Regions from separate parts of the Mus musculus genome. Here region 2 is linked to region 1. Evidence: chromatin loops called from intact Hi-C (ENCODE). Cell type or tissue: heart. All regions are shown on one strand. Each heading gives the region's core, and the rest is flanking DNA. Links, peaks and the distances in the headings are about the cores only. Region 1 holds the start of Rnf146 (ring finger protein 146). Region 2 holds the start of Cenpw (centromere protein W).

The links. A loop is a pair of places that touch in the nucleus more often than their neighbours do. Peaks named below come from ENCODE experiments on the same cell type or tissue, not always from the same donor. Only the 100,000 strongest peaks of a DNase experiment are listed, where the experiment ranks them.
Region 2: a loop joins it to region 1, with 4 times the contacts of the local background. A loop is called at or near these places in 2 of 42 quality-filtered maps.

The regions. Positions count from the first base shown.
Region 1 is chr10:29,355,614-29,372,130 of GRCm38, reverse strand. It overlaps Rnf146 (ring finger protein 146), which reads left to right and starts at 9,689. Exons shown (of 4, transcript NM_001110197.1): 1 at 9,689-10,167; 2 at 10,786-10,846. It overlaps Gm30698, which reads right to left and starts at 10,735. Exons shown (of 2, transcript XM_030245425.1): 1 at 10,462-10,735; 2 at 9,508-10,427. The coding sequence starts at 10,735. The coding sequence ends at 9,622. Gm40621 (a long non-coding RNA gene) reads right to left here and starts at 4,521. Exons shown (of 3, transcript XR_871566.2): 1 at 4,112-4,521; 2 at 2,809-2,864. In heart, for the core only: no CTCF peak of the experiment used is centred there; a DNase peak (open chromatin) is centred at 10,080; H3K4me3 peaks cover 2,804 bases; H3K27ac peaks cover 1,835 bases.
Region 2 is chr10:30,197,470-30,212,825 of GRCm38, reverse strand. It overlaps Cenpw (centromere protein W), which reads left to right and starts at 12,286. Exons shown (of 3, transcript NM_001109747.1): 1 at 12,286-12,465; 2 at 14,247-14,360. The coding sequence starts at 12,346. In heart, for the core only: a CTCF peak has its summit at 12,279; a DNase peak (open chromatin) is centred at 12,245; H3K4me3 peaks cover 2,186 bases; H3K27ac peaks cover 1,663 bases.

The sequences.
Region 1 (16,517 bases), core at 5,583-13,582:
ACACACACATTAAAACCTTCAGAGTTATAAGATACTTCCTGTCTTTGTACAAGTAGTATTCAAGAATCCAGTAGGTCCTATATACATCACCTAGTAAGATTGTCCTGCCTGCTTTCTGGAGGTTCTTATATAGCTGAAATTGTTTAAGAATTGTTCTCTGTAGAGCTAACTAAAAAAGCATATAGGATGAGGCTTTCCCCCAGTTTATAAATCTCCAATCTAAACACTGTTGCTGGAGTTACTGGAAAGGGAATAGGAAGCAAGGAAACTTTCTTTGCAGTGCAAGTTTAAAACAGTGAAGTTCATATATAAGTGTTAACTGTCCCTTGATTTAAAAGATGTCAATGAGCTGGGTGGTGACGGGGCACACCTTTAACCCCAGCACATGGAAGGCAGAGACATGTGGATCTCTGTGAGTTCAAGACCAGCGTGGTCTACAGAGAAATTTCCAGGACAGCCAGGATTACATGGAAAAATCCTGTCTCAAAATACACAAAGAAACAAACAAATAAAAAAGTAAAAATAAATGAAAATAAAAACATTGTCATTAATATTCATCTTCTTCAAAATAGATCAGCAAGAATAATCCCAGAACTGTGTCAGATGACATGATCTCAGGCCGGTTAAATATCTACCTTTAGTGTCTTTTAATTTGTTTACGGTTTATTGTTTTATTTTTTTTAAACCCTTGACTTCCCTGGAACTTTCTGTCTCAGAACTCTACTGGAGGAGAGCTGTTTCCGTGAAGTCATGAGGCAAACTGACAGCAAACAGGCGGTTAGAAAGACTGTGCCGAGTTACAGATCCCCACGGGAGCTGCCCCTCCTGGGCTTGGGCCCGATGCTTCCTTCCGAGAATGAGAGTCCAGGATTGCTACTTCTACTGATTCCCCAGGTCTTCCAAGACTTCTTGAAGCATTTATATTTTGATGTACTCACTTTTGACTTTTAAACACTAGGGAACAAACTATACATTGTAGCTGCGAGCATGACCAGCTTGTCTTGTAACATAAGGGCTACATGTAATGTGCAATTTTCCTCTGTATTTATGATTTTTCTCCAAAATTTTCTGTGGAAAACCTGTAGCCATTAAATAAACAGCCTGAATGTATGTGCTAGGAGCTATACCCATGTTGAGCATCTCCCTTTATTATTTTCATGACAAGCTTATAATACTGAATGCTAAATAATAATTTTTACTATGATTAATTTTTTAACAGTTTAATATCTGAGACAAAATGTATCCGTCTGACTCAAAGCAATATCTCTCCATGGGTTCTGTTTTCCAATGTTGTCATGCCTATGACTATCTGTACATTGGAGGAAATTTTAAAATAATTTTGTTAATCTCCAACAATTATCTTCAATACTTTGATGTGAAATTTTATTTTCTATGCAGTTATTACTAATATGAAAATATGCTCTTATATATTTTTTGTTGATCTGAATACTTTATTTAACTCTCTTCTGATTATAAGAAATTTTAAATTTATTTTTTTAGATTCTATAATTATATAAATTAGTATCTAATTAGTATTTTTTGAGCTATAAAGCATTTTACATAATATGAAGAATTTTCATTCATTGGCAAATTGAATGTGCATAAGTTGTGTCATAGAACTATTTGGAGGTAATTCTATGGTGATTGGATACATGTTTTTCAATTCTAGTTAATTTTGTGTTACTTAAAAATTAATAAACCCAAAACATGTATTGATACCAAAGGTATGCATCTACTTTGTTCACAGAGGAAAGCAGACACATGAAACCCCATTCTCGACCAACCTTCTCTCTTGGAAGGGAAGACAGAAAATAAGCTAAAATTAGTAGAGTACTATCTAAACCTGTCAGCTTCCCAACAGCAACTCTTTTTGCTCACAAATACATTGCTTTCCTAATAAAATTTATCCAAGATGTCCTGATATATTGTACATTTATTTATTTTAAATCTATTTTTTATGACATGTATGTGCACATGTGTCGTAGTGCCATTGTGCTGTGGAGGTCACAGGAAAACCTTTGGGGAGCATTTCTCTCCTTCTGTTGTGTATTTGGGGGATTGATCCCAGGGTCTCAGGTTTGCACAACCAGCTCTTTTAAGGCAGATAAAAACACAGGAGAGAGTTCAGCCTGAGACCCTGTTTGATTATGGCCATGTGTAGCCTCATCCTCCTCTTTGTGTGTGTGTTTGTACATGTGTGTTGTATGTGAGTCTCATCTGTAGCCATGTGTGTGAGTTCACATGCATGTAGGTACATAGAGCTGTGAAGGTCTGAGGCTGATGTGAAGAAGTGTCCCTGATTTCTCTTGTACATTAATCTGACTCACTTGTCTACTGACACCAACTCTGTGACCATACTAGTCTCTGCAGCCAGCATGCTTTGGCTTAACTTTGTTTCTCTCTTCTGCGGCTGGACTCACAAGCAGGTAACCACCCACCCAGTATTTTAATGGGTTCTGAACTTGGATCCTTATAGTTGTACAGCAAGAGCTTAGCCACTTAGCCATCTTCCGAGTCTAGCTCCCCTCTTGCAATTATGCACTCAGCAGCCTAGTTCCTTCACCTACACATACTATGCATTTACTCCCCCAAACAACTCCCCTAGCAATCTCAGAACCCCCACCTTCATGCAGTCACAGCTTTCCCTACCCAATCAAATTTAGACACTTTTTGGTCATGTATATTCCCTGCGTATCTGGTAGGAAGAATGGAAAGACCCATCTGGCTTGGATTAGGTTTTTGTTGTTCTTTTGCAGCAAGGCAAAACCGTGTCCTCAAAGGAACTTTTAGGGAGAATGTTCTACTTACCGTCTTCCGTCTATGCATAATGGACTTGCATATGATTAAAGTGAGGGATGAGACATCTGAAGCAGACAAATAAAAAAAGAAGTATATGGTCTCAATCTATAAATCGATATAGGGAACTACCCAAGCTATGCCCCATTGGCAGCTAAACTCTTTCTCCTAACCACAATACAATGAACCCCGAACAATAACCCGAAGTGGTGAATGCCTCCACTCATGTATCCTGCCGTCAATCACTATTGCATATTCCTCTCAGGTCAGTATTATATCACAGTTCCAAACAAAATTATCATGATGCATTTGCAAATCTGTCTCAGCCACTATTTTTAACTCTATGCATAAGACATGAAGGCCCTGCAAACGCATAGCCCAACCACATGTAACACTTTTACCTGCTGAGCAGTCTCACCAGCCTTGCATCTTTGATTTAAAATCTAGATGAAAGTATTTGGGTTACCAATTCTACTTTGACTTCTATATTTAGTAGGGTTTTGTTCCTCTATTCTTTTTCCTTTGTTTGTTTGTTTGGTTTGGTTTGGTTTGGTTTTTCATGGTCCTTGTTTTTAGCAATAAATTACAACACTATAACATCTTATTTGAGGTTAACTTTTGCTCACATTTGAAAATTGCTAATGCCTTTTGTTCTTGTAATTCTCATTTTACTATAATCCAAAATTATGATATTGATTTGATTGCTGGCTCAGAGTTTGAGTTTAAATTTTGACAGAAATACATTTTTTTCTAATTCAATATTTTGTGATTACTAACTAGTTAAGATGCATTGTGGTCAAAATATATGACCGGACAAACTTGATATGAAAAGTACCTTTGTACATAAATTTCCTCCCTCCCCCTTTTTCTTCTTCCCTCACTCTTCTCTGGATCACTTTTATTTCTGTCTGTTTGGAGTATTTCATGAACATCTAAATATAGATTGTTCTATTGTGAACAGAAATTGAGTCACAAGCCTGCAGATTTAATCCTAACTTGTGCAATTTTTTTCTTATTCTCTTTCTTTCCTATATTATCAAAGACTGAGAGATGCCTCAATTTCTTAAGCAGTCTCCTTCCCCATTTACTTCATATTTCTAACATTTTAGTGGAACTGAGGACATAGGAGAACCAGGGATGTGCTAGTTTGGGTAAGCGTATGGGTTTGTTTGCAGCTGAGTACTGGACATGCACCAGGATGTTCCGTACAGCAAATTCTGCATAAGTGAGCCCAAACTCATGTAAACAACGCCTGGGATGGATTAGCTGGCTTTCCACTAGCATAACAAACTCCAAGAGGGAAAAATCAACTTACAAAGAAAAGCATATTTTGGTTCACAGTTCTGAAGGTTTTGGTCCATGAGTGGTTTCATTCCTTGCCTTTGGGTCTGCAGTAATAGTTATTCTAGAAGAGTATGCTCTTCACGGGGACAGGAATGAAAGAGCGAGTGAGAGAGAGAGAGAGAGAGAGAGAGAGAGAGAGAGGGAGAGAGAGAGAGAGAGAGAGAGAACGAACAATGTCTCTCTGTTCTTTGCAAAGCAGGCCTCCAATGACCTAAATCCTGTCAGCATCTTGCTCTTCTGAAAGATTTTTACAACCTTCCAGTCATACCAACCTAAGGCCTCAGCGTAAGCACATGGAACATTCCAGATATTTCCAGTGAACTATAGTAAAGATGACATGACCTCACGCAATGGTGGCACAGAAAATAAACAGCCTTTAGGCCGCTTTAGTGAGGCCTCCTTCTGTCAGTATGAGTTTCACCTTTCAGCCAGTTTTCCTCATAGTAGAAATATGATTGAGTCAGCTGCAGATATGACACCAATACCAACAGAGAATTTGTATCCTACATTCTCAGTAGAAGTTCTACACTTTTGATGACAGCCTTCCTTTTCTAAAATGCCCATATCTTTTCAGACATTAGCACACTGGTGTACAGTCACTGGCTTATTCCATTTTATATGCTCCATTTACAAAAACAAGTGTTTCCTAGAATTTCAAAGATCATAACAGAAATAAGGAACATGGAGGTCACAGGGTTCTCTGGAGAAAAGAACCAGAGGGATATCTATAGCTACAGAGAAGGAGATATATTGCTAAGCAATGGCTCACGTGCATCTGGGGGCTTTGATGTTCAATAATCTGTCATCAGCTAGCTCGAAACCCAGGACGTTGAGATGGTCTCAACCCCAGTGTGTGAGAACCAGAGTTCATTGGTGGTGACGATACAATGATAATAGCTACCTTCCTGGATAAGTGTTTTGTCAAAATAATGAGTAGTGGTAATAGCTTACCTCTGGTTTATGGCTACACACTGCAGGAGTAAAGTTTGCATATGTTAGTTAAATGAATGAACTGCTCTGCTGTGTTTGTTAATGACAGCTCTGGTCCCAGGACTCTCCATGTCCTTACTGCCTTGTGGTTGACTCATGCACAGTCTTCTCAGCCAGGCTCCCTGAGATGCCCTGGATTCTCCATGAGCTCATATTTATGCACTGGATCCCATGCTGAATTTTGAATATTCTTCATTGAAATTATTATCATAACAATTTCTGTGACGATAAGGAAAAATGCAAAATACAACATCCATTATTATGTTAGGTAAAAGAAAAAGAAAAATATATATACTGGCTAAATATTACTGACAACCTACTTCTACTTAAAGAAGTAAGCACTATTTCATGACAAGAGACATCAAGCCATAGTGTGGGTACCATGCTATGTATCAGTCTGAGAGTAATTCTTCAATTAAAATGGAAAAAATGGTTTTCCAAACTTCCCCTTTGCTTTATTCCTTTTCATCTGCTAGCTCTGATGACTGATGCATTCCTGAATCTGTTTTGTTCTCCTTCCAGACAAATGAGAAAGCCATATCCACAGCTATCAAAGGACTACTTTCATGTGGAAGGAAATCTAGCTCACAATTATTGGTACTTGAATAGATCCAGATTAGCACTCCTTTAAATACTTAAAAATTGCACAAGACCCTAAAGAACTTTTATTTGTATGTCAATATTTACCAAATTAAAAAAATCAAAACTAAGGATGGAATAAAATTTATTAATGCACTTACAATCATGCCATTGCTCTAAGTATATAAATAGCATGCTACAAAAATAAGTTTATTTTCAAAATAATGATAATTGGATGAGAAGAGTGGCACTATTTTACATTTTCCAAATGTCTTTCATGCCTCACCTAATAGAAACAGTTAAATTCTCACATCTGCATCTATTTATTTTTTTTATTATCTACATACATTTATTATTTAGCTCCATCCTATATTTTGTACATGCTGGGAAACACTGGATATTTGAACAAGGCCACTACAGTCTCTGTGTTATTAAGAAAAACTTCCCTTTGTAGATCCTCTGCAAGTGTCAGAAGAGGTTCTAGGGTTCAGTAAAGCTTCTAAAACCATTGCTTTCCACATGCATTCCACTGCAATGTACATAATTTTATCATGCTCATTTTATATGTCTTTGAGAAAATCAATTATTTTTTTATTCTTCAGTTAAACAAGCAATGTATGAAAATCTGACCCTTAGAGCCTTAGAGAGGACGATATCCAGTAGAATGACAACCTGAAGATGTTGGTATCCATGAGAGTCTTTTATGAACTGGCATGAAGAAGTAAATTCCAAACACAGGCTCTTCCTAGAAGCTGGCTGCAACCCCTTTATCTTTAATTCAGTGACACAAACCAGGATGCCAGTACCAGAACATTGTCATGGAAATGTCTTGCATCTGTTAGGGTTTACTTTCATTCTTCAAGTAACTAATCTGAATGCTTCCGCCTTTAATCCTGACTGGGAGGTAAGTCCTTTAAAAATACTCCTGATCATGTTGGAAAAATTGTCATTTTGTATTATGCAAAGGTGGGCATTCATCTGAATGCCTGAAATATCTTTCAGGAAGTGGATGTGTAGTAAATAGTACTTTATAAACTCAGTGATTGTCTGCATCTACAATTACTGACAAAGAATGAGTTCACCTTTTTCTTTTATTATTTTTTATATTTTATTATTCAGCACGTCAATGAGTATATGCATACTTACATACATACATTTTCTTGTGGGCATACTTGTATTCATTGAATCATTTGTTGCTTTTGTGGGAAACTTGTCTAAATAATGGCACCCACTATTCCTGCAATTGTTATATGTATTTGATATTTCTCCTGTTACTGTGATAAAACACCTTAACAAAAATTAACAAAAAAGCTTTTTTTTTTTTTTTTTAGAAAGTTGGTTTTGGCTCACAGTTCTAGGGTATAGTCAGCAGGCTGGGAAGTAACAGTAGCTGGAGCTGAACGTGGCTGATCACATTGTATCCACAAGCAAGAGGCAGATACTGTGACTGCTGGTGCTTGAATCTCTTTGTATTCAGACTAAGCATGACCCTTGCTCATGGAATGGTACTACCCACATTTAGGACAAATCTTCCCACTTTAATTAATCTAATCTAGATAATCCAGATAGGTATGCCCAGAGATTTATTTCCATGTTGATTCAAAATCCCAGGAAGTTGAAAAGATTAACTAACATGCCATACAAATTAGATCACAAAGTCTCACTCTTTTGAGTTCTATGCTTTGGCCCAGAGGAGAATGCAAAGAATTTGGGTGAGTTAAACATAACATCCATTACACTGCTGTACGTATGAGAGAAAATGGAAAGGAGAATAAGAAATGATAGTGAGTGATATGAAAATTTAAAACAGAGGCAGGGAGAGGAATGCAAAGGTATTTGAGCGCGCGCACACACACACATACACACACACACACACACACACACACACACACACACACAGAGAGAGAGAGAGAGAGAGAGAGAGAGAGAGAAGGGGGAGACGGAGAGGGAGAACGCAGAATGCATTATGGGAGTGATCAAAAGAGGGGAACTCTCAGCAAAGAATGTGCAGAGAGTTTGAGTAGGGGTGTTGTAGGAACAGAAAGTGGATTAAGAGGTATGGGAGATCATAAAGTAGGGTGACACACAAAAGGGGGACTTTTGATTTGTCTTTGTGTTGGTAAGCCAAAGGTGGTTGTATATGTGTATTCAGAAGTATGATATGACCTCACTTAGGTTTGGTTTAGAAGTCAGCATAAAACGTAGTAGGATCCTGAGTGTATTTTGAAGATGGAAAGAGGCAGCGAAGAAATTATTTGCAAAGTGTATATGCAGCAAAAGAGGAAGAAACTAAAGATGGGTTGGAACAAAGATACAGAAGCATGTTTTGACATGGTTGTGGGAAAGGGCTGAATCTGAGAGAGAATTTTATTAGGTTTCTGATACTTCATGTCTGTCTCAGGTTTTTCAGTAAGCAGACAAAATAAGACTCCAGGCACTTAGATATTCCGCGCCTCTTATGCACCCAGGGAGACTGAAGGACAACATAAAAAAGCTTTTCCCTAATAGACGTAGGGGCTAGGCAAGATATTTATGATCTGTCTGATTTTTGCTCTCTCAAACAGGACTTTCTTTATGGAAAATTTCCTAACCCAGAAATAAATCTTCATAGAATCTCTACCTGAATTCAAACCCCAGTTGTGTGTTAGATCTGTAAAATGGGAATAGCAAAGGATGACATTGGATTATTGTAGGGAGTAGATGAGCCCTCTCAGAATATTGTATTGGTATTACTGCTATTGTTTCTTCAAACTTGAATCTTGAAGAACAGGTCAAAATTTTGCTATTACTTTGCTACTATTATATACATATATTGTATACCACTGGAATTAAAAATAAAATGACATGATAGGGAACTAAGCTAAGATGGCATGTTTCTCAATATCTGTACATTAATTAAAGTTATAAAAATAGTATTACTTAGAAGAAAATGTATTGAAATAGCTGATACCAAGAGACATTTACACACAGTGTACCTGTTTCCCTAAAGAAGCCACAATTGTGTGGAAGATCCTGTGGACTGAATGGCTGGCTAAACTTTCTAACAGTGGTCCAGGAGAATGCTGCATACAAGAACATATATTTGTGTCCCTCCTCCCCCATAGCCCATAGTTGCCACAGTAACCATTTGCTACAAATTCCTGTATCTTCTGGCCTAACATCTTTGTTACTGTTTGGTATGCACTGTTGAAACCTAGCTAGCCAGTAGCTTCCATCAACATTTTTAATCCCCCCAACCCCTTCCCTCAATGGTACTAGGGATTGAACCCAGATCCTCAAGTAAGGTGAATCAGCCTCCTACCGCTAGATCCCTTTGAAATTAAGAATATTTTAACATCTGAAGCCTATGAAATAGACCCACATGCTTGCTCACATCGACTCACCTATTCAATGTCTTATCCCTTTCAACGTACATTGATGTACAACCTTTTCTCTTCAGGCTATAAAAGTTCATATAATATTTCCTATAACAACTGAATGAATAACCCGAACCCATGCTCTGGATTTACAGCTATTAATGTTAAGCAGATGAGCTCTTCCTTTGGATCAGTGGCCTTGAAACCCTATAAATAGGTGCACAGTACATTTTTCAGTCCTGAATTCAAACAGTGGATGTAACCTCAAAATGCAACATTGTTGCAAGCACAATGCAAACAGTTACAGAATGCGGAAATACTTTCAAAGGTGAAAAGGTTCTCTGGTCCATTTTGTGCAACTTCAAGTAGAGAAAACTGTTCTGAAAAAGATCATGTGCCGGTTAAAATGAACAAGGACTAGATTTTGATGTGTAACACCATATGCTTGCCATAAAACTAACCCATGAAATTTATTCTAGATTCGCGGGACGATTTCTTCTTCTAGCTTCCTATGCTGTTAGGGTTTAAAAGACACCCCAGCACACCCCCTCTCCCATTACATATCTGGCCATTTGTGAGGTGAATAAATTGGAGCATCTCGGGGACCATCCAGTCCACGCCGTGACTTTTCTTGTGCCTTTTTTGTATAAGGAACAAGCGGTAGTCTCTCCAAGGGCACGGCCAAAGGAAACATAGGACTTGACCCAAGGCTGAGTTTTGGAAAGGCTCTTCTTCCTGGTACTGAAGGTCTAGCTTCCTCCCACAAGCCACCTAGATGGACCTCCACCAGTTCAGAACCAGGAGGCCACAAGATGCGCCACGCAGAGGGTGAGGGAGGACCGGAACAGGGACAAGGAGCAGCCCGGTCGCAGCAAGGGACAGAGAAGAGCAGCAGCCAGCGTGGGGACCGCCAGCCAGGGCCGCCGCGCGCGGGATCACGGTGAGGGGGCGTGGCTTCCGCCGGCGCGGCCCCGCCCCTTGAGCGCCGGGCGGTCACGTGACGGCCGCGCGCGTCCCCGTCCGCTGCGGGCTCCGAAGCGGAGGAGAAAAGACTGCGAGGTGGCTGCGGCGGCGGCCGAGAGGTGGGCTCCGGGCCGGACCGGTGAGGAGCGCGGGGGGCCGTGGGCTGCGGGCCTCGGCGGGGCACTGCGGCTTCGTTGGCTGCGAGGCGGCGCTCGGAGTCCGCGGCGGGCGGCGGCGGGTCGGGGGCCGGTAGGACGGGGACGCCCTTGGCCAGCGCGGCCCGGACGGGCGCGCGGAGGGAGGCCGAGCTGGCGCAGCCCGGACTGTGACGGGCGCGGCCCCGGCCATTACTGCGCAGGCAGGCCAGGCTGCGGGCAGCTCCAGCGGGCTCGACCGGGCCTCAGTCGGCCACGGGCTGCATGCTATCTTCCGCCTGCCCTGCCGCCGCCGCCGCCGCCGCGGCTGTGCCTCTGGGTCTTGCCCAGTGCCCGGAGTCGTCCCCTCCTCCTCGCGCTGGCGGAAGCCGCCGAGCGTTCTTGTTTTGATGGCTCCCCAAACCCGAAACCAGCCTGAGGTGTCGGGATACCAGTTGGGCCTCCCAAGCCGGGTGCATCTTGAGAGCTCCGGCAGTCGCTTTGTTCTGCTTGCTGGATGTGGAGTTTTCTCCTTAACCCTCCACCCCATCTGAGAGCGCACGGGATCCCCATTGTTGTCACTGTCTTATTTTCTGGACTTTTTTTTTTTTTTTTTTTTAAAGAGAAAGGGCTATGTGACATTGTTTTTGAGGATGTGGAAATGGAACCGTCCTCTATAATTAGGTAAGATGTTTCCCCACTGTAAGTTAGCACACGCATTCTGACAACTACATTTTATCTGTGTATGTGTGTGTGTGTGTGTGTGTGTTCTTTTGCAAACTAGATGTGCACCTGGAGCTTGGGCATTGAAAGGCACGTATTGTCATAGAAGTTGAATGCGTAGAACATAACAATAAATGATCTGTATCATTAGACTTTTAAAGAACATGGCATATTAAAGAACAAATTAAGAAAACGACCCACACATACTAGCAGAGCGTGAAAAGCGTCTGGGAGCTGTAGAAACACTTGAAAATAGGTGAAGTAAATCTCATTTTAGAGAAAACTCAAGAGTAACTGCTACAGTAAAGATGGAGTTTTGGATATGTTTGCTTGGGTCTTGGATATCATAGAGTTTATTTATGTCTTAATTGGGCGTGTGTAATGGGGAAAGAATGAAAACCCTGTTATTAAACGTTTGAAAGTTTCTGTTTTGTGCTGTTTAAGAACTGAGTCGAATTGTAGTCATGGGGAAATGTCCCAAATAACTGTTCATTAGATAACAGGAATGCAAACATAAATGATTTTTTTTTTTTTGTAGGAGACATGCCATTTAGTAAAAGTGCCACTTTGAAACTGTTGGAGGGTTTGTTTTGTTTTATTTTTTGGATCCAACATGATTCCTTGACTTTGAAGAAGAAAATAATAGGAAGAATTTTTCATATCCATCTGTTTAAAACATATTTTCTGTCAGCCATATATGAGTTTGAAGGACTTATCACATTTCCCTATCAGTATGAGAGATGGAAGATCCGAGTCTTTTCTACCTCCTTGCTTGGTTGCCTTCTTGATCACAGAGTCTGAACTTGGGTAACTGCTGGGTGGATTAGAAACAGTCTTTTTGAGCATACACACTGTTTACACTAGTCTACAGCTTCCTTTGCTTCTTTGTATACTCTCATTTACCTTTCTAGTTAGTTAATACAAAGCCTGTTGTTAAAGGCCTGCTAATTAAAATGTTTGGAGTTGTCCAATTACAGAGGCTGGCTAGAGCAAAGTAACAAAAGCATAGGGATAACTTGGCAAAGGTCACTCACCAGTTAATAAGAGGACTTTCTTATTTATAGAATGTCTGCCAGCCTGAAACATCTGTTAGATGAGAATACATGTATTACATATAAATATAAATTGACATTTGTATCTCATGAGTTAATGAAATCAATACAACGCCCACTTTGCAGAGAAGGAATTTAAAGCCTTACACTTAAGTATAAGGACGGAGACAAAAGTAAATAGAGTCACAGGATGGGGCTTCTTAAGGGCAGTCATACACAAGGCAAGAAGATCCCTCAAAAGTATGGAACCCCACTTAACTGAACTGGGTTTTGACAGAACACTTATTTCCAAGCTTAACTTAGACTTTTAAAACTGATTTGATGATGAAGTATAAAAATTGACACATTGTAACAGTTACATACTTGTGAATTTGGGAATCTTTCTTAAGAAGTTTTAAGATGTGTTTGTTAAATCCCATCTGACCCCTACTCATTTTTCTTGTGTTTATAATAGAGACATATGTAAGTAAACAGATACACATAATAAGGTTTGTAGTCCCCCTATTGATATGTTTTCTATATAGTGTATTCTGTTTGAGTAACTCTTATTTCATTACACCTTAACTTTAAATAGGATAAGCAGAAAATGTCCAACTGTATATAATTTGACATTTATATTTTTATTTCTATTGTGATATGTTCATCTTTTTTCTTTGATTCGCCTTTTTTTTTCCTTAAAGAAACAATATTTTATTCAAGTTTATTATCTAGGGACGGTGGATCTTTAAAAAGTTTGGCTGGCTTAAAATTAATCCTAATTGTTTACATTATCAACCCTAATATTTATATTAGGTATTAATGTAGTCAAGTAATTATGATTTAAATTTCTTCAGTGGTTACAATTTTAAAGTAATAAAATATGACTATTTTTCAGTTTTTTTAATGTAGCTGGATTAATGGACTATTAATCCATTTTGTCTCAACTTAGAAAATTCTGTGAGATATAGAAATTGGAAAAGTCACCATAACCTGCAAGGTTTTAGAGAATATATGCACAATGCCCTCACAGAGACATTGTTTCCATCTTGCTTACATTTGTAAAGTTATCCCCAGATAGCTGCAGTCTGCTTTGTTGATGGAATACTTTGATAAAGTTTGTCTATGAGCACCAAAGATTTTTGTATAACTGGAATAAAACAGTTCTAAGGATGGACTGGTCCAAAATGCAGGTGTTCTTAAAGATTTATATGGGTTATTTCGAAACTTCTTTGTTTCTGTTTGCTTTGATATTTAAGTACAAACCAGTTGTAGAGATTAAATATTTATGGACAAGATAGGTAAGTGAATAGGCAGGAACAGTTGTTATTTATTAAAGAGAAGCAGTACGTAAGTAAATGCATGGAAGAAGGAGAACTAAAAATAGGAACAAAATTTTTTTTCACTGTATTTCAGTGTGAGGAAAAATTGGGTACACATTTCTTATAAAAAGAATTTTATAGGCAAGAACTTTACCTTATTCTTGGGGTTTTATCTGCATTCTGGACAATCCTTAAGTAGTCATTAGCCAGATGGATTTTGTGCTTGCTAAAAGATAGAAAGATGACAGATTCTCAAGCTGTAGCTCTAGTGCTCAGTTACATTGTAGGTTCTTTAAAGGATTCTCTAACTTTATGTATTTGGTAGTTTCCAGAAGAGCGTCTTCCTCTCAGAGGAAACTCAGGTATTTTGTGACGTAAGTATTGTGGTACTTAAACAAAGCAGTTGAAATCAACATAACTCGATTGGCAGTTTACCAGCCATTTAAAGATATAACATTTGTCAGGTCCTCATGATTCTGTGAAAAAAGTCAGTGCATAAATTAATAATGCCAATACTCATTCAATAGTAGAAAAATACATAAAATACAGAAGAGGGAAATAGTTTGAGTGACCATTCCTCTGCAGTGCAGTGAACATCATTGGGCATTTTATAAACTATAAAAGAGGAAGACTTTTAAAGGCAGGAGGATATACAGAATTATCAAGAGCTTTTTGGAGCATTGAGAACTTGGTATACCTTTGGTATAATGTGGAAGGCTGGTTGCCAAGGATAAATAAGAGGGACTTATTTAGATTCAGAGACCTACCTAAAGCCTTCGTTTTCCTGAGGAATTTGCCTTTATTGAATAGACTGGAGAACTTAGGTTTGGCTTCTAGTTTAGGAAGACCATGGTCCATTTTTTCCAATGTATTACTCATTACTCAAAGACTTCACGAATGAACTCAAGGCTGGTCACACAGTAGTCCATAGGAAATTCCCAGTCTGTCCAGTATGCAAGATGACAGTATTTGGTATGGCAGTATGTAGGGCCAGAGAAGTTAGTAATAATGTCTTCTCATTTTCTCTGACCATTAAGTGGCTAAGGCATGGAAACTGAAATGACACATTGCAAGGTTCAGCAGAGGTAGGTGCTTAAAGGAGGTGAAAACAGGGGTTTTGTTAGGGAAGAACTTTCAGATGATTCTAGATTGGCCAGGAAAGGAAATGACATCAGGAACTGTATAAAGGAAGGAAGATGGGGAAGTAGCCAGACGTCTCCATACTAAAGAGCAGGTGTGGGAATGGGAAATGATCTGGAAGGGCCAGCACTTACCGTCTGAGAATGGGATTGGGACTTGTTTTAGATGACAATGCCAAGTGGCACTTTATTGCTGAGAGGAAGTAAAGTGATTTGAATTTGGGAGTTTAGAAGATGAAAATAAAGGGCAGTTTTATGTTTTTTAAGACTTATCAATATCGCTAGCCTAGAATCTACAGTGGGAGGGCCCCAAAATGCATACTTTAAAGAAGTTATGTTCTTGTTTCTAATAAATGAATATTGGAGCATGGTTTAAGGACATCTGAGAAGCCGGGCTATTCATTCTCAGAGACAGTTAAGTAGGTGTGTGGGGCTGCTATAAGATGGCATGAAGAGGATGATATGGAGTGAAATGATGAAGTCAGCACAGCCAGTGGTAGAGTCTCAAAGGAAGCCATGTTGAGACAATAGAATGTTTCCCTCTGACCTGCAGATGGCATTGTGAGAAAATGGGCAGTGTCTGAGTAGGATGTGGGAGGGATTGATAATCCTGTGTGATACAACTGAACTTTTTCCCACCACAAAGACAGAGTATAAAAGCTGTTAGGAAGAATGGAATAGTGGCAGCCATGTTATCTAAAGCCAGAGTAAAGGGAAACACCTTTCCTAGAGGCCTCAGGTGCTGCATTTACTTGTGGCTATCAGAACCTTAGATAATAGGCTAGCCAAAGAGTTGCCAACCTTGAGAGCCTTATGGAACTGAAACAGAATCCACAGCTCTCCTCTCTCAGATTTACTGAGATTTACATTGGTCAGTGCTTTAGTGATCCTGTGCATGATGTTAAGTAAGTTTTACATGGAATGATGTGCCTCTTGAAGTAGGCAAACTGCAGGAAGGAATACTATATGGCAACAACTAGAGGCTGATGGTGCTTTGTGATTCCTTGGACAGGAGGTAGCTTGAGAAAAAGTTGCCATAAAGGTAGTAAAATAAATAACAGCATCCATTAGTTAATGTGCTAATAGCACCTGTGTAGGAAGGCAGTGATGCTCAGTATTAAGAATGGGCTATTGACATTTTGTTGCCACTTTGGGTTCATACAGAACTTGACTATTTTACTTAAAGCATGTGTTGTAGTAGAATTATAAGAAATAAAACATAACTCTTTAACCATTTGTAAATGTACACTCAACATAGCTAATTTTATCAACAATGTTGGAGAGTCATCCTTACTATGTATCTCTGGAAATATTTCATATTCCAGGCAGAAACTATGTACGTCTGAGTGAGGCAGGAGCTCCCTGCTCTCTCTTCTTGCTCTCTGGTCACCCCTTAAGTTGGTCTCTATGAAGTAGTCTATTCATGCAGGCCTAAATATAGTATTTCTCCCTTTGTGTCTGGCTCATGTGACTTTATAAAGATGTTTCCAGGTTGCATCTATATTGGACAAACTTCATTCTTTTGTTCTGAATACTGCAATGCCATGTTTCCTTTACCCATTTATCTGCAGAGACACTTGTATCCCATCTTTCCACTGTAATTCTGTTATGAAGTTTGGTGTATGAAAGTCTGTGAGTACTAGTTTTCTTTTGGTATAGATCTAGAAGTGGAATTGCTTGGGTATATAGCAATTACCAAGGACCCTCAGAGGTGACATTGTATTATACTTGTACTAGCAGTCACGAAAGGTCTGATTTTACTGCATCCTCAGCCACATGCTTATTTTCACTTTGTAAAAAAATATAGCTCTCCTGGTAGATACGTTGCTGTGGGTCTGATTTACATTTTCCTAATGACTACCAAGACTGAATACCTTTTCATGTGCTCATTGGTCATTTTCTTCTAAAAAATGATTTCTCAAGCTTGTTTTTTATTTTTGTTTTTTTCATTGAGTTGTAAGAGTTAAGTAGTCTGAAAATTAAGTCTTGATTTTCAAATCTGTTCTTCCTTTTTATAAGTTGTCAAATGTTCTTTATATTCTGATGAGGTCCAATTTATATATCCCTTTGTTCTCTATGCTATTGGTGTTGTGTATGCCAGTGCTTAAAGAGTTTGCATTCTATTGGCTTCTAACATTTTAAG
Region 2 (15,356 bases), core at 7,357-15,356, 840 kb before region 1:
TTCATGACCAATTATATAGTCAGTTTTGGAGAAGTTACCATGAAGTGCTGAGAAGAAGGTATATCCTTTTGTTTTAGGGTAAAATGTTCTATAAATATGTTAGATCCATTTGGTTCATAACTTCTGTTAGTTTCACTATGTTTCTGTTTAGTTTCTGTTTCCAGGATATGTCCATTGTTGAGAATGGTATGTTGAAGTCTCCCACTATTATTATGTGTGGTGCACTGTGTGCTTTGAGCTTTACTAAAGTTTCTTTAATGAATGTGGATGCCCTTGCATTTGGAGCATAGATGTTCAGAATTGAGATTTCTTTCTTTTTTTTTTTAATATTTTAATATTTTATTTTATTTTTTTTCCATTTTTATTAGGTATTTAGCTCATTTACATTTCCAATGCTATACCAAAAGTCCCCCATACCCACCCACCCCCACTCCCCTACCCGCCCACTCCCCCTTTTTGGCCCTGGCGTTCCCCTGTTCTGGGGCATATAAAGTTTGTGTGTCCAATGGGCCTCTCTTTCCAGTGATGGCCGACTAGGCCATCTTTTGATACATATGCAGCTAGAGTCAAGAGCTCCGGGGTACTGGTTAGTTCATAATGTTGATCCACCTATAGGGTTGCAGATCCCTTTAGCTCCTTGGGTACTTTCTCTAGCTCCTCCATTGGGAGCCCTGTGATCCATCCATTAGCTGACTGTGGGCATCCACTTCTGTGTTTGCTAGGCCCCGGCATAGTCTCACAAGAGACAGCTACATCTGGGTCCTTTCAATAAAATCTTGCTAGTGTATGCAATGGTGTCAGCGTTTGGATGCTGATTATGGGGTGGATCCCTGGATAAGGCAGTCTCTACATGGTCCATCCTTTCATCTCAGTTCCAAACTTTGTCTCTGTAACTCCTTCCAAGGGTGTTTTGTTCCCACTTCTAAGGAGGGGCATAGTGTCCACACTTCAGTCTTCATTTTTCTTGAGTTTCATGTGTTTAGGAAATTGTATCTTATATCTTGGGTATCCTAGGTTTTGGGCTAATATCCACTTATCAGTGAGTACATATTGTGTGAGTTCCTTTGTGAATATGTTACCTCACTCAGGATGATGCCCTCCAGGTCCATCCATTTGGCTAGGAATTTCATAAATTCATTCTTTTTAATAGCTGAGTAGTACTCCATTGTGTAGATGTACCACATTTTCTGTATCCATTCCTCTGTTGAGGGGCATCTGGGTTCTTTCCAGCTTCTGGCTATTATAAATAAGGCTGCTATGAACATAGTGGAGCATGTGTCCTTCTTACCAGTTGGGGCATCTTCTGGATATATGCCCAGGAGAGGTATTGCTGGATCCTCCGGTAGTACTATGTCCAATTTTCTGAGGAACCGCCAGACGGATTTCCAGAGTGGTTGTACAAGCCTGCAATCCCACCAACAATGGAGGAGTGTTCCTCTTTCTCCACATCCTCGCCAGCATCTGCTGTCACCTGAATTTTTGATCTTAGACATTCTGACTGGTGTGAGGTGGAATCTCAGGGTTGTTTTGATTTGCATTTCCCTGATGATTAAGGATGTTGAACATTTTTTCAGGTGCTTCTCTGCCATTCGGTATTCCTCAGGTGAGAATTCTTTGTTCAGTTCTGAGCCCCATTTTTTAATGGGGTTGTTTGATTTTCTGAAGTCCACCTTCTTGAGTTCTTTATATATGTTGGATATTAGTCCCCTATCTGATTTAGGATAGGTAAAGATCCTTTCCCAATCTGTTGGTGGTCTCTTTGTCTTATTGACGGTGTCTTTTGCCTTGCAGAAACTTTGGAGTTTCATTAGGTCCCATTTGTCAATTCTCCATCTTACAGCACAAGCCATTGCTGTTCTGTTCAGGAATTTTTCCCCTGTGCCCATATCTTCAAGGCTCTTCCCCACTTTCTCCTCTATAAGTTTCAGTGTCTCTGGTTTTATGTGAAGTTCTTTGATCCATTTAGATTTGACCTTAGTACAAGGAGATAAGTATGGATCGATTCGCATTCTTCTACATGATAACAACCAGTTGTGCCAGCACCATTTGTTGAAAATGCTGTCTTTCTTCCACTGGATGGTTTTAGCTCCCTTGTCGAAGATCAAGTGACCATAGGTGTGTGGGTTCATTTCTGGGTCTTCAATTCTATTCCATTGGTCTACTTGTCTGTCTCTATACCAGTACCATGCAGTTTTTACCACAATTGCTCTGTAGTAAAGCTTTAGGTCAGGCATGGTGATTCCACCAGAGGTTCTTTTATCCTTGAGAAGAGTTTTTGCTATCCTAGGTTTTTTGTTATTCCAGATGAATTTGCAAATTGCTCCTTCTAATTCGTTGAAGAATTGAGTTGGAATTTTGATGGGGATTGCATTGAATCTGTAGATTGCTTTTGGCAAGATAGCCATTTTTACAATATTGATCCTGCCAATCCATGAGCATGGGAGATCTTTCCATCTTCTGAGATCTTCTTTAATTTCTTTCTTCAGAGACTTGAAGTTTTTATCATACAGATCTTTCACTTCCTTAGTTAGAGTCACGCCGAGATATTTTATATTATTTGTGACTATTGAGAAGGGTGTTGTTTCCCTAATTTCTTTCTCAGCCTGTTTATTCTTTGTGTAGAGAAAGGCCATTGACTTGTTTGAGTTAATTTTATATCCAGCTACTTCACCGAAGCTGTTTATCAGGTTTAGGAGTTCTCTGGTGGAATTTTTAGGGTCACTTATATATACTATCATATCATCTGCAAAAAGTGATATTTTGACTTCCTCCTTTCCAATTTGTATCCCCTTGATCTCCTTTTGTTGTCGAATTGCTCTGGCTAATACTTCAAGTACTATGTTGAAAAGGTAGGGAGAAAGTGGGCAGCCTTGTCTAGTCCCTGATTTTAGTGGGATTGCTTCCAGCTTCTCTCCATTTACTTTGATGTTGGCTACTGGTTTGCTGTAGATTGCTTTTATCATGTTTAGGTATGGGCCTTGAATTCCTGATCTTTCCAGAACTTTTATCATGAATGGGTGTTGGATCTTGTCAAATGCTTTTTCTGCATCCAACGAGATGATCATGTGGTTTTTGTCTTTGAGTTTGTTTATATAGTGGAATACATTGATGGATTTTCGTATATTAAACCATCCCTGCATTCCTGGAATAAAACCTACTTGGTCAGGATGGATGATTGCTTTAATGTGTTCTTGGATTCGGTTAGCGAGAATTTTATTGAGGATTTTTGCATCGATATTCATAAGAGAAATTGGTCTGAAGTTCTCTATCTTTGTTGGATCTTTCTGTGGTTTAGGTATCAGAGTAATAGTGGCTTCATAAAATGAGTTGGGTAGAGTACCTTCTACCCAACTGCTAAACAGGTAGAAGTCTTTAAAGAATTACAGGAAAACACTGCTAAACAGTAGAAGTCCTTAAAGAGGAAACACAAAAATCCCTTAAAGAATTACAGGAAAACACAACCAAACAGGTGATGGAATTGAACAAAATCATCCAAGACCTAAAAAGGGAAGTAGAAACAATAAAGAAAACCCAAAGTGAGACAACACTGGAGATAGAAACCTTAGGAAAGAAATCATGAACCATAGATTCGAGAATCAGCAACAGAATACAAGAAATGGAAGAGACAATCTCAGGTGCAGAAGATTCCATAGAGAACATGGGCACAACAATCAAAGAATATGCAAAGTGCAAAACGATCCTAACTCAAAACATACGGGAAATACAGGACACAATGAGAAGACCAAACCTACGGATAATGGGAGAAGATGAGAATGAAGATTTTCAACTTAAAAGGCCAGGAAATATCTTCAACAAAATTGTAGAAGAAAACTTCTCAAACCTAAAGAAAGAGATGCCCATGAACATACAAGAAGCCTACAGAACTCCAAATAGACTGGACAAGAAAAGAAATTCCTCCCGATACATAGTAATCAGAACAACAAATGAACTAAATAAAGACAGAATATTAAAAGCAGTAAGGGAAGAGGGTCAAGTAACATATAAAGGCAGGCCTTTTAGAATTACATCAGACTTCTCACCAGAGACTATGAAAGCCATAAGATCCTGGACAGATGTTATACTGACCCTAAGAGAACACAAATGCCAGCCCAGGCTACTGTACTTAGCAAAACTCTCAATTACCATAGATGGAGAAACCAAAGTATTCCATGATAAAACCAAATTCACACAATATTTTTCCAAAAATCCAGCCCTTCAAAGGATAATAACTGGAAAACACCAACACAAGGATGGAAACTACACTCTAGAAAAAGCAAGAAAGTAATCCTTCAACAAACCTAAAAGAAGAAGCCACAAGAAAAGAATACCAACTTTAACAAAAATAACAGGAAGCAACATTTACTTTTCTTTAATTGCTCTGAATATCAATGGACTCAATTCCCCAATAAAAAGACATAGAATAATAGACTGGCTACACAAAGAGGACCCAACATTTTGCTGCTTATAGGAAACCCACCTCAGGGAAAAAGACAGACACTAACTCAGAGTGAAAGGCTGGAAAACAATTTTTAAGCAAATGGTCTGAAGAAATAAGCTGGGGTAGCCATTCTAATATAGAATAAAATTGACTTCCAAACCAAAGTTATCAAAAAAGACAAGGAGGGACACTTGATAATCATCAAAGGTAAAATCTACCAATATGAATTCTTAATTCTGAATATCTATGCTCCAAATGCAAGGGCAGCCACATTCATTAAAGAAACTTTAGTAAAGCTCAAAGCACACATGGCACCTCACACAATAATAGTGGGAGACTTCAACACTCCACTCTCACCAATGGACAAATCCTGGAAACAGAAACTAAATAGAGACACATGGACACTAATAGAAGTTATGAAACAAATGGATTTAATAGGTATCTACAGAACATTTTATTCTAAAACAAAAGAATATACCTTCTTCTCAGCACCACATGGTACCTCCTCCAAAATTGACCATATAATTGGTCACAAAACAGGCTTCCACAGATACAAAAATATTGAAATTATCCCATGCATCCTATCTGACTCCACGGACTAAGGTGGATCTTCAACAACAGCATAAATAATAGAAAGCCAACATTCACATGGAAACTGAACAATGCTCTACTCGATGATAACTTGGTCAAGGAAGGAATAAAGAAAGAAATTAAAGACTTTTTAGAGTTTAATGAAAATGAAACCACAACATACCCAAACTTATAGGACATAATGAAGGCAGTCCTAAGAGGAAAACGCATAGCTCCGTGTGCCTCCAAAAAGAAACTAGAGAGAGCATACACTAGCAGTCTGACAACACGCCTAGAAGCTCTAGAACAGAAGGAAGCAAACTCACCCAAGAGGAGTAGGCATCAAGAAATACTGAAACTTAGGGCTGAAATCAACCAAGTGGAAACAAAAAGAAATATTCAAAGAATCAACCAAACCAGGAGCTGGTTCTTTGAGAGAATCAACAATTTATATAAAGCCTTAGCCAGACTAATTAGTGGGCACAGGAAGAGTATCCTAATTAATACAATCAGAGGACATCTAAAACATCATCAGATCCTAATATAAAAGGCCATACTCAACAAAACTAGAAAATCTGAATGAAATGTACAACTTCCTAGACAGATACCAGGTACCAAAGTTAAATCAGGATCAGATTAATGATCTAAACAGTCCCATTTTATCTAAAGGAGTAGAAGCCGTCATCAATAGTCGCCCAACCAAAAAAAAACCCGAGGACCAGATGGGTTTAATGCAGAGCTCTATCACACTTTCAAAGAAGACCTAATTCCAATTCTCTTCAAACTATTCTACAAAATAGAAACAGCAGGTACTCTACACAATTCATTCTATGAAGCCATAATTACCCTGATATCTAAACCACACAAAGATCCAACAAAGGAAGAGTACTTCGGACCAATTTGCTTTATGAATATCAATGAAAAATACTCAATAAAATCCTTGCTAACCGAATCCAAGAATACATCAAAACGATCATTCATCATGACCAAGTAGGCTTCATCCCAGGGATTCAGGGATGGTTTAATATACGGAAATCCATCAACGTAATCCAGTATATAAACAAACTCAAAGAGAAAAACCACATGGTCATCTCATTAGATGCTGAGAAAGCATTTGACAAAATCCAACACACCTTCATGATAAAAGTCTTGGAAAGATCAGGAATTCAAGACCTATAACTAAACATAATAAAAGCAATATACAGTAAACCGGTAGCCAACATCAAACTAAATGGAGAGAAACTCAAAGCAATCCCACTAAAATAAGGGACTAGACAAGGCTGCCCACTTTCTCCCTACCTATTCAATATAGTACTTGAAGTCCTGGCCAGAGCAATTAGACAACAAAAGGAGATCAAAGAAATTCAAATTGTAAAGGAAGAAGTCAAAATATTACTATTTGCAGATGATATGATAGTATATATAAGTGACCCCAAAAATTCCACCAGAGAACTCCTAAACTTGATAAACAACTTCAGTGCAGTAGCTGGATATATAGTTAACTCAAACAAATCATTTGCTTTTCTCTACACACAGGATTATCAGGCTGAGAAAGAAATTAGGAAAACAACACCCTTCACAATAGTCAAAAATAATATAAAATAACTTGGTGTGACTCTAACTAAGGAAGTGAAAGATCTGTATGATAAGAACTTCGTCTTGAGTCTTCCACTAGCAGCCTTTGGATGAAGACATAGAACTCTCAGCTCCTCCTACGCCATGCCTGCCTGGATACTGCCATGCTCCCACCTTGATGATAATGGACTGAACCTCTGAAGCTGTAAGCCAGCCCCAATTAAATGTTGTTTTTTATAAGACTTGCCTTGGTCATGGTGTCTGTTCACAGCAGTAAAACCCTAACTAAGACAGAAATTGGTACTGGGAGTGGGGTATTGCTGTGATAGGCCTGACCATGCTTTTATTTGAAAGAATGTGGATTTTGGGACTTTGGATTTGGAAAGCAGTGGAATGCTTTAAATGGGGCTTAATGGGTCATCCTAGTAGGAATATGGAAGTCTTTGTTGCTGGGAGTAATTTGAACTGTGTTGACCTGGCCCAAGAGATTTCAAAGGAGAAAAATTTCAGAATGTGGCATAAAGACTGTTTTTGTGGTATTTTGGTGAAGAATGTGGCTACTTTTTGTCCTTGCCTGAAAAGTCTGCCTGAGACTAAGGTGAAGAGACTCAGATTAATTGCATTGACAATGGAAGTTTCAAAAAAGCCCAGCAGAGACTTTGTTCTCTGGTTAAGTCTTGTGAAGAGAAGTTTGAACAAGCATAGCAAGCTTAGAAAGGAAAAATATAAAATATATGGTTCGAGTATTAAAGGAGTACCAGGAAGTGAAATGGAGCAAAATCTTGTGTTCTAGGAGATAACAGATTAAGGGAGAGGGACCTTGGGGCAAGATTCTACCCCGCTTAATTAGATCCAGGCATGGTGGTACACACCTTTAATCCCATGAGACAGGCATGCTGATCTCTGCATTCAAGGTCAATCTACAGAGCAAGAACCAGGATAGCCAAGCTTAGGCAGTGAAGGATTTAGAAAACATAAAGCTAGTGATAATGTAATAGGACAAGAAAATCATGTTCTAGTTCCTGTAAGCAGCAGAACTCAGCAGCTTCAGCCATGTGGCTCTGGCTCTAGAGTTAAGAATGGAAGGAACTACTGGGAAAATTGATGCTGGTTAGCTGGAGCTAAGGAATTAGCAGTGATTAAGAAGAGACCAGCATCACTGAGGTGAAATCTTCTGGAAATTGTTTTCTGGGAGCACAAAGAAGCTGTGTTCCAGAGATACCCAAGGTTGTACCTCATGCTGCAGCTGGACTTGGTAATGTATAAGAGTCACTCAGGTGGTACGGCTTGTGAAGGAATGAAGGGAACATGGAGAGAAACTGAGGCTTAGCACTGTGAGAGGCCAGGCAAAGGATTTGAGGCTTGGCACCCTGAAGAGAGCCTACGAGAGGCTATTGGTGAAGCCTAGTTGGAGTGGAACACCCCAGTGTATTGGAGATGTCAGTACCATGGGATGATCACCAAGAACAGCAGCCGTAGTGGAGTGGATCAACCTGAGCATAGAGTGCTACAGAGGATAGAGATGGGAAAGTGATGCCAACCCTTAGGAGGAATCCAAAAGATCAAGTGGAATCCCAGACACTGAAAGGAGAAGCTGTAACACTGAAATTGCCTTGGAGACTCAAAGATGTTAAAGATGCCAGAGCCATGGGATACATGCTAAGGAAAGCTGCTAACAGGGAGTGGAACCAGCCCAGGAGAAAGCAGTTTGTTGCAGTCAACAAAGATGAAAAAGGAGTGGAGATATGAAGACTGCTTTACCATCAGCCATGGAGATGCAGAGTTTGGAGTTTGCCCAGCTGGTTTCCTGCCTTGCTTTGGGGATTACAGTTAATTAAGTTGAATGAATCTCAGAAGAAACCTTGAACTTTTGACTTTTAACATTGTTGTGACTGCTATAGACTATGAGGACTTTGAAAGTTGGACTAAATGCATTTTGCATTATGCTATGTTGAAGTATGGCCCCCATAGACTCATGTTTTTGAACAAGTCTATGGGGACCAGGGAGTGGATTGTGATGGTTTGTATATCCTTGGACCAGGGAGTGGCACCATCTGAAGGTGTGGCCTTGTTGAAATAGGTGTGACCTGGTTGGAATGGGTGTGTCATTGTGGGTGTGGGTATAAGATCCTCACCCTAGTTGCCTGGAAGTCAGTCTTCCACTAGCAGCCTTTGGATGAAGACATAGAACTCTCAGCTCCTCCTGTGCCATGCCTGCCTGGATACTGCCATGCTCCCACCTTGATGATAATGGACTGAACCTCTGAACCTGTAAGTCAGCCCCAATTAAATGTTGTTTTTTACAAGAAAAAAAAAAAGAACTTCAAGTCTCTGAAGAAAGAAATTGAAGAAGACTCAGAAGATGGAAAGATCTCCCACTCTCATAGATTGGCAGGATTAATATAGTAAAAATGGCTATATCAATGCAATCCCCATCAAAATTCCAACTCAATTCTTTACTGAGTTAGAAAGGGCAATTTGCAAATTCATCTGGAGTAATAAAAACCTAGGATAGCAAAAAACTATTCTCAACAATAGAAGAACCTCTGTTGGAAACACCATGCTTGACCTTAAGCTATAGTACAAAGCAATTGTGATAAAAACTGCATAGTACTGATACATCAAGAGACAGGTAGATCAATGGAATAGAATTGAAGACCCAGAAATGAACCCACAATGTCACTTGATCTTTGACAAGGTAGCTAAATCCATCCAGTGGAAAATGACAGCATTTTCAACAAATGGTGCTGGCACAACTGGTGGTTATCATGTAGAAGAATGTGAATTGATCCAATTCTTATCTCCTCGTACAAATTTCAAGTCTAAGTGGATCAAAGAACTCCACATAAAACCAGAGACACTGGAATTTATAGAGGAGAAAGTGGGAAAATGCCTCAAAGGTATGGGCACTGAGGAAACATTCCTAAACAGAATACCAATGGCTTGTGCTGTAAGACCAAGAATTGACAAATGGGACCTCATGAAATTGCAAAGTTTCTGAAAGGCAAAAAAGACACCGTCAATAAGACAAAAAGGCCACCAACAGATTGGGAAAGGATTTTTACCTATCCTAAATCTGACAGGGGACTAATATCCAATATATACAAAGAGCTCAAGAAGCTGGACTCCAGAAATTCAAATTACCCAATTAAAAAATGGGGTACAGAGCTAAACAAAGAATTTTCAAGTGAGGAAAACCAAAGGGTTGAGAAGCACATGAAATAGAATGTTCAACATTTTTAACCATCAGGGAAATGCAAATCAAAACAACCTTGATATTCCACCTCACTCCAGTCAGAATGTCTAAGATCAAAAGTTCAGGTGACAGCAGATGCTGGCAAGGATGTGGAGAAAGAGGAACACTCCTCCATTGTTGGTGGGATTGCAAGCTTGTACAACCACTCTGGAAATCAGTCTGGCAGTTCCTCAAAAAATTGGACATAGTACTACCAGAGGATCCAGCAGTACCTCTCCTGGGCATATACCCAGAAGATGTTCCAACTTGTAATAAGGACACATGCTCCACTATGTTCATAGCAGCCTTATTTATAATAGCCAGAAGCTGGAAAGAGCCCAGATGTCCCTCAACAGAGCAATGGGTACAGAAAATGTGGTACATTTTCACAATGGAGTACTACTCAGCTATTAAAAACAATGAAATTATGAAATTCTTGGGCAAATGGATGTATTTGGAGGATGTCATCCTGAGTGAGGTAACCCAATCACAAAAGAAGTCACTTGATATGCACTCACTGATAAGTGGATATTAGCCCAGAAACTTAGAATACCCAAGATGCAATCTGCAAAATACAAGAAAATCAAGAAGGAAGACCAACGTGTGGATACTTAATACCTCCTTAGAATAGGGAACAAAATACCCATGGAAGGAGTTACAGAGACAAAATTTGGAGCTAAGACGAAACGATGGACCATCCAGAGACTACCCCACCTGGGGATCCATCCCATAATCAGCCACTAAACCCAGACACCATTGCATATGCCTGCAAGATTTTGCTGACATGACCCTGATATAGCTGTCTCCTGTGAGGCTGTGCCAGTGCCTGGCAATTACAGAAGTGGATGCTCACAGTCATCTATAAGATGGGACACAGGACCCCCAATGGAGGAGCTAGAGAATGCACCCAAGGACCTGAAGGGGTCTGCAACGTTATAGGTGGAACAACAATATGAACGAATAAGTATCCCCAGAGCTCGTGTCTCTAGCTGCATATGTAGCAGAAGATGGCCTAGTTGGCCATCACTGGAAAGAGAGGCCCCTTGGTCTTGCAAACTTTATATGCCCCAGTACAGGGGAATGCCAGGGCCAAGAAGTGGAAATGGGTGAGTAGGGAAGCAGGGCAGAGGGAAGGTATAGGGAACTTTAGGGATAGCATTTGAAATGTAAATAAAGAAAATATCTAATAAAAAAAGGCAAAAAAAAAAAAAAAGAGAACATTTTTGATAGAATGAATGTCCTAGGAATCTGACAGAAGAAGTCAAGAAAGACCTAAAATGATGTGTTCATGGGGAAAATGACTGTGGTTTTGACCTGGAGATTTAAATGCAAGCGCCAGCAACATTTATGTCTTTCCTGTCTGATGAGCCTCTGAAACTTTGAAGAATTATAAACTTCTTGATAAAATCTTTTAATAGGATCAATTTCTTCCATATCTCTTAATACCATTTAATTGGCACACAGGTATTTAGCTGGGGATGCAGTGTACACACAAGAACAGACATTGCATTTTGTAGGCTTATTTTTTTTGACACCACAGTATTTTAAAGACAATATCTGAATTGGCTTGCAGTAGCCTCATTACTATATGAATGAAAATAAATATAAGATTATATGGCAAAAAAGAATATATAATATTGCTTCTGCTTTTGTGATTTTTATTGAATGCTTAGGTGCTCAAATGTGTGCTTCTGCCTCTAAATGCTTTCTTGTGGTTTTTCCTTGGCTCTTTTTCTTCTGTTTTTTTTCCCTCTTGTGATTGTTTTTGCTTTGTTATTTTATTTTATTACTATTTGTTAGATCCCGTTTTGTTTTCTGAGGAGAGACTGAAAGGGTATTGATGTGAATAGGAACAGAAATTCGGAGCATTTTGGAGCTGGTAGGAGAGGGGAAATTGCAATCAGAATACAGCTTATGAAAAAGAAATCTATTTTCAATAAAAGAAAAAGAAAGTATATTTGAAAGCTATAGGGAAATTAAGGGAGGGAACAATGAAGGGAGAGCATTTGTGAGGAAAATCTGGTGTAAGAAAAAAAGAATCTCATGCAAAGCCAAATGCAATAATATAAAAATATACATTGCTTATTGGTAATATCAAAAAATCGGGCCTAAGTTCCTAATAAAACACAAACTTCTTTCATTTACTTTCTTATTCATTAGAATCCAGTTGCTATATGGATAGCTTGGTGAGCACAGAAGGGTTTTACTGGGCTTATTGACTATTTTCACAATTTCTCATCCTTTGTATGGAACCAAGAGTCGAACTACAGCACCATAGAAAACTACAGACAAAAACAGCAAAGCAAGCCTTAGAGACCTTGAAGCAGTGGGTTCGCAGGACACACCCTTTTCCTGAGGAGTCCATCCTCCAGCCTGCGCTTCCGGTGCTGCGGTGGGTGTGGTTTTCAGTGACGTCACAGCCGTGCGCCGTCCGGCGGCCAATTCAAATCGACCACTCGGCGGTGTGGGGAGGCAAGTGGCGTGTCAGTCTGTGGTGAGCGGCCCTGACGTGCGACGGGCCGCGAGGATGGCGCCCTCCACCACAGTCACTAGGCGGGTAAAGCGCAAGGCGCCCCGCGCCTTCCTCAAGCGCACCTTAAAGCAGAAGAAGCCTCACCTAGGTCTGGGGAGGTGCTGCGACCTCCTGGTAAGTCCTGCTCTCTCCGCCTTCAGGCCCGCCGGCCACGACCGGCCGCGGAGCGCCCTGCCCCGGGGGACCGCGGAAGGAGGACGCGGAGCCCGTTCAAAACTCCCGCGGGAAGGCCCCGCACCCCCCCTTATTGCTTCCAGGGCCAGCCGTTAAGGAGACTGCCTGGCTCTGGGATTAGTTTAATTGATCCGGGTATGGAAGGTAAACCGGCTAGAAACAGATTTGGGCCCCTGCCTGCCTCCCCAGCTCCTGTATGTTCTTACCGAACCCATTTCTCTATGGCCGCTGCACTAGGTCCCCTACTAAAGTGATCGTGTAGATGTGGCGTCAAGTCTTTAAAACTTTCAAGACTCGTTTTTCAGACTCGTGTTTACCTGAAATATAGTGCTTTCCACTAATTAATTGGCCCAAAAATAAATAACAATGTTACAGCCTGAAAGTAAAATCAGTTTGTTTTCTGCCCTTTTTTTTGGGGGGGGGGGTGTTGTTTTGTTTTACTTTGGTTTCGTTTTGTTTTTTTTTCAAGACAGGGTTTGTCTGTGTAGCCCTGGTTACCCTGGAACTTGATGTGTAGACAAGGCTGGCTTCGAACTCAAAGATCGGCCTACCTCTGCCACCACCACTAACACTCTCAGTATGTTGATTTTCAAGGCAGAGTTTCTCTGTACCTGCCCGGGGAAGTCCTGGAATTCAGTTTGTAGACTAGGCTGGAACTCACAGAGACACCCCGGCCCCCAACCTTCATCCCTGCCTTTGCCTCCCAAGTGCCTGACAAGGGATGCAGAGCTCTTAACCACTGAGCCATCTCCAGATACTGGTTTTCTTGACTACTACAAAATTATCTACATTCTCTCTCTCTCTCTCTCTCTCTCTCTCTCTCTCTCTCTCTCTCTCTCTCTCTCTCTCTCTCTCCATTGCTGTTTTTTTCCACATCCCTGACTCCTTAGTGGTTGAGATAGCGTAAGTGAGCTGGGATTTCCGTGGAATACACTTTTGATAGTTTCTTCTGTTTTCCCTGGAGTCTAACAGAGAACAAAACCCACCTGATGAGGAATATCCAGGAGCTCACTAGCTGATTCAAGGGATTGTCAGGCCTTTCTCAAGTAGCTTAGTTTCCATTTTCTGTCCTGAAGTGACCCGTGGCTGTATGGACTCCGGTGGAGTGCTCTAGGTGTCAAGCAGAGTTGAAGCCCAACACTTTGTAGTGGTAGCATAGGGAAGGTCCAGTTGTTCGGCCAGTTGTTGTTCCCAGGTGCTGGTTTCCTGTTCTGTCACTCTTGTTAAACAGCTCCTGTTTAGGCTGTTGCTCATTGACATTTCTTTGCTTACAGTGTTCTGCTCTCCATTAACTTCATAATTATACCTGATAAAGCACTCCATGCCATTCATAAAGTTTGTACTATTTAAAGCAGCACGTTTTTCTGCATGACTACCATACCAGTTAGTTGTTGAGGCGTTAATATTCTTCCCAGTGTTTCAAATTCTGATGTGATCTCCCAGTGTAGTGTGCAGCCTTATGGGATGATTGTTCATTCGTCTGGGAACTGGGATCAGAAGCCGTTGTCTTCTTTATTTAAGCACAAAGCCCTGAAGCTTCTGAGTCATCCTTGTTTGGAATACTTGGTAACTGATATAAATAAAGAAAACATGTGCGCGATACCTGCGAATAGTGCCCTCACAAACCTGGAAGAAGCTGTGGGTTAGAAAGTTGTGAGTAATAAATTTATGTTAACAAGGTTTTTATATTATATAACCCTACTTGTGCTTTGCTTTTAAAGATCCATTTGAATTGCCTACTTTTTATTCAGCGATTGGCAGAAGAGTCCAGGACAAATGCTTGTGAAAGTAAATCTAGAGTTATCAAAAAGGATCATGTACTGGCTGCAGGAAAGGTAAAATATAAATTTTCTTAGTAACAAGAGTTAACTTTAAAAATACTGTTATGGCCATCATCTTTGTCTGATTCAAATACTTTTTATTTCAAAATACCTGTAGGCTAGCATAGTGCTAGAAGAGTTAGGATAGACTGTGAGATGTGCCAGCAAGGAAGGCTGTTGAACTTTGTTAAAATACACAGCATACTTAGCATTTTGTAAACTTGTTTAAGCACGTGATACTTTCTTATATAGTACCCATAGTACTATCTCTTTGCTGGCCCTGCCTTACTTGGGGAAGCCAAGGCATTGGACATGCCCTGGCAATTTTTATGAGACTTCTGAATACTCTTCAGTGAGAAACACGACAACTATTATATTCCAATTAAGGACTTTTCTGAAAGCAATGCAATGATTAAGAGCATGAAGAGTATATGAAAGTGTTTTCAATTTACACCCCTGGTTTTTTTTCTAAATATATAACATACTTAGCATTTTCAAAATTTTTTATTACCATTATTATTTGCCTGCATGCATGTGTGCGTGTGTTTGTGTGTGTGTGCACTTGTCAAGGCATACCTGTAGAGGTCAGGGCAACTTTTGGCAGTTGGTCTTCTCCACAATGTGGGATGAGACACAGGTCATCAGCCTTAGCAGACCCAACCCACGGAACCTGAGGTCTATTTTTCTTTTTAAACTGTAATAGCCAGTTTCTTTTACATTTTTATTTTTATTTGTATAGTTTTGAAGCTAACTTAGGGCCTCATCCTTCCAGAATTTTTACAATTTAATATTTCTCTTTGTTTTATTTCCGTAACATTTTATGTTTTGAAAATTGTATATGAAGCAAGTTATTCAATGTAAGATGACCAGCTGTTAAAATTCAAGTTTAATTGTGAGATGTTTTATATTGTGATGGATTTATACTGTTTGATACTACTTTATAGTTGTTTTGAGTTTGAGAACTGTTTTTTTTTAATACTTTAGATCATTAATTTGTTGGGGGGGGACGGG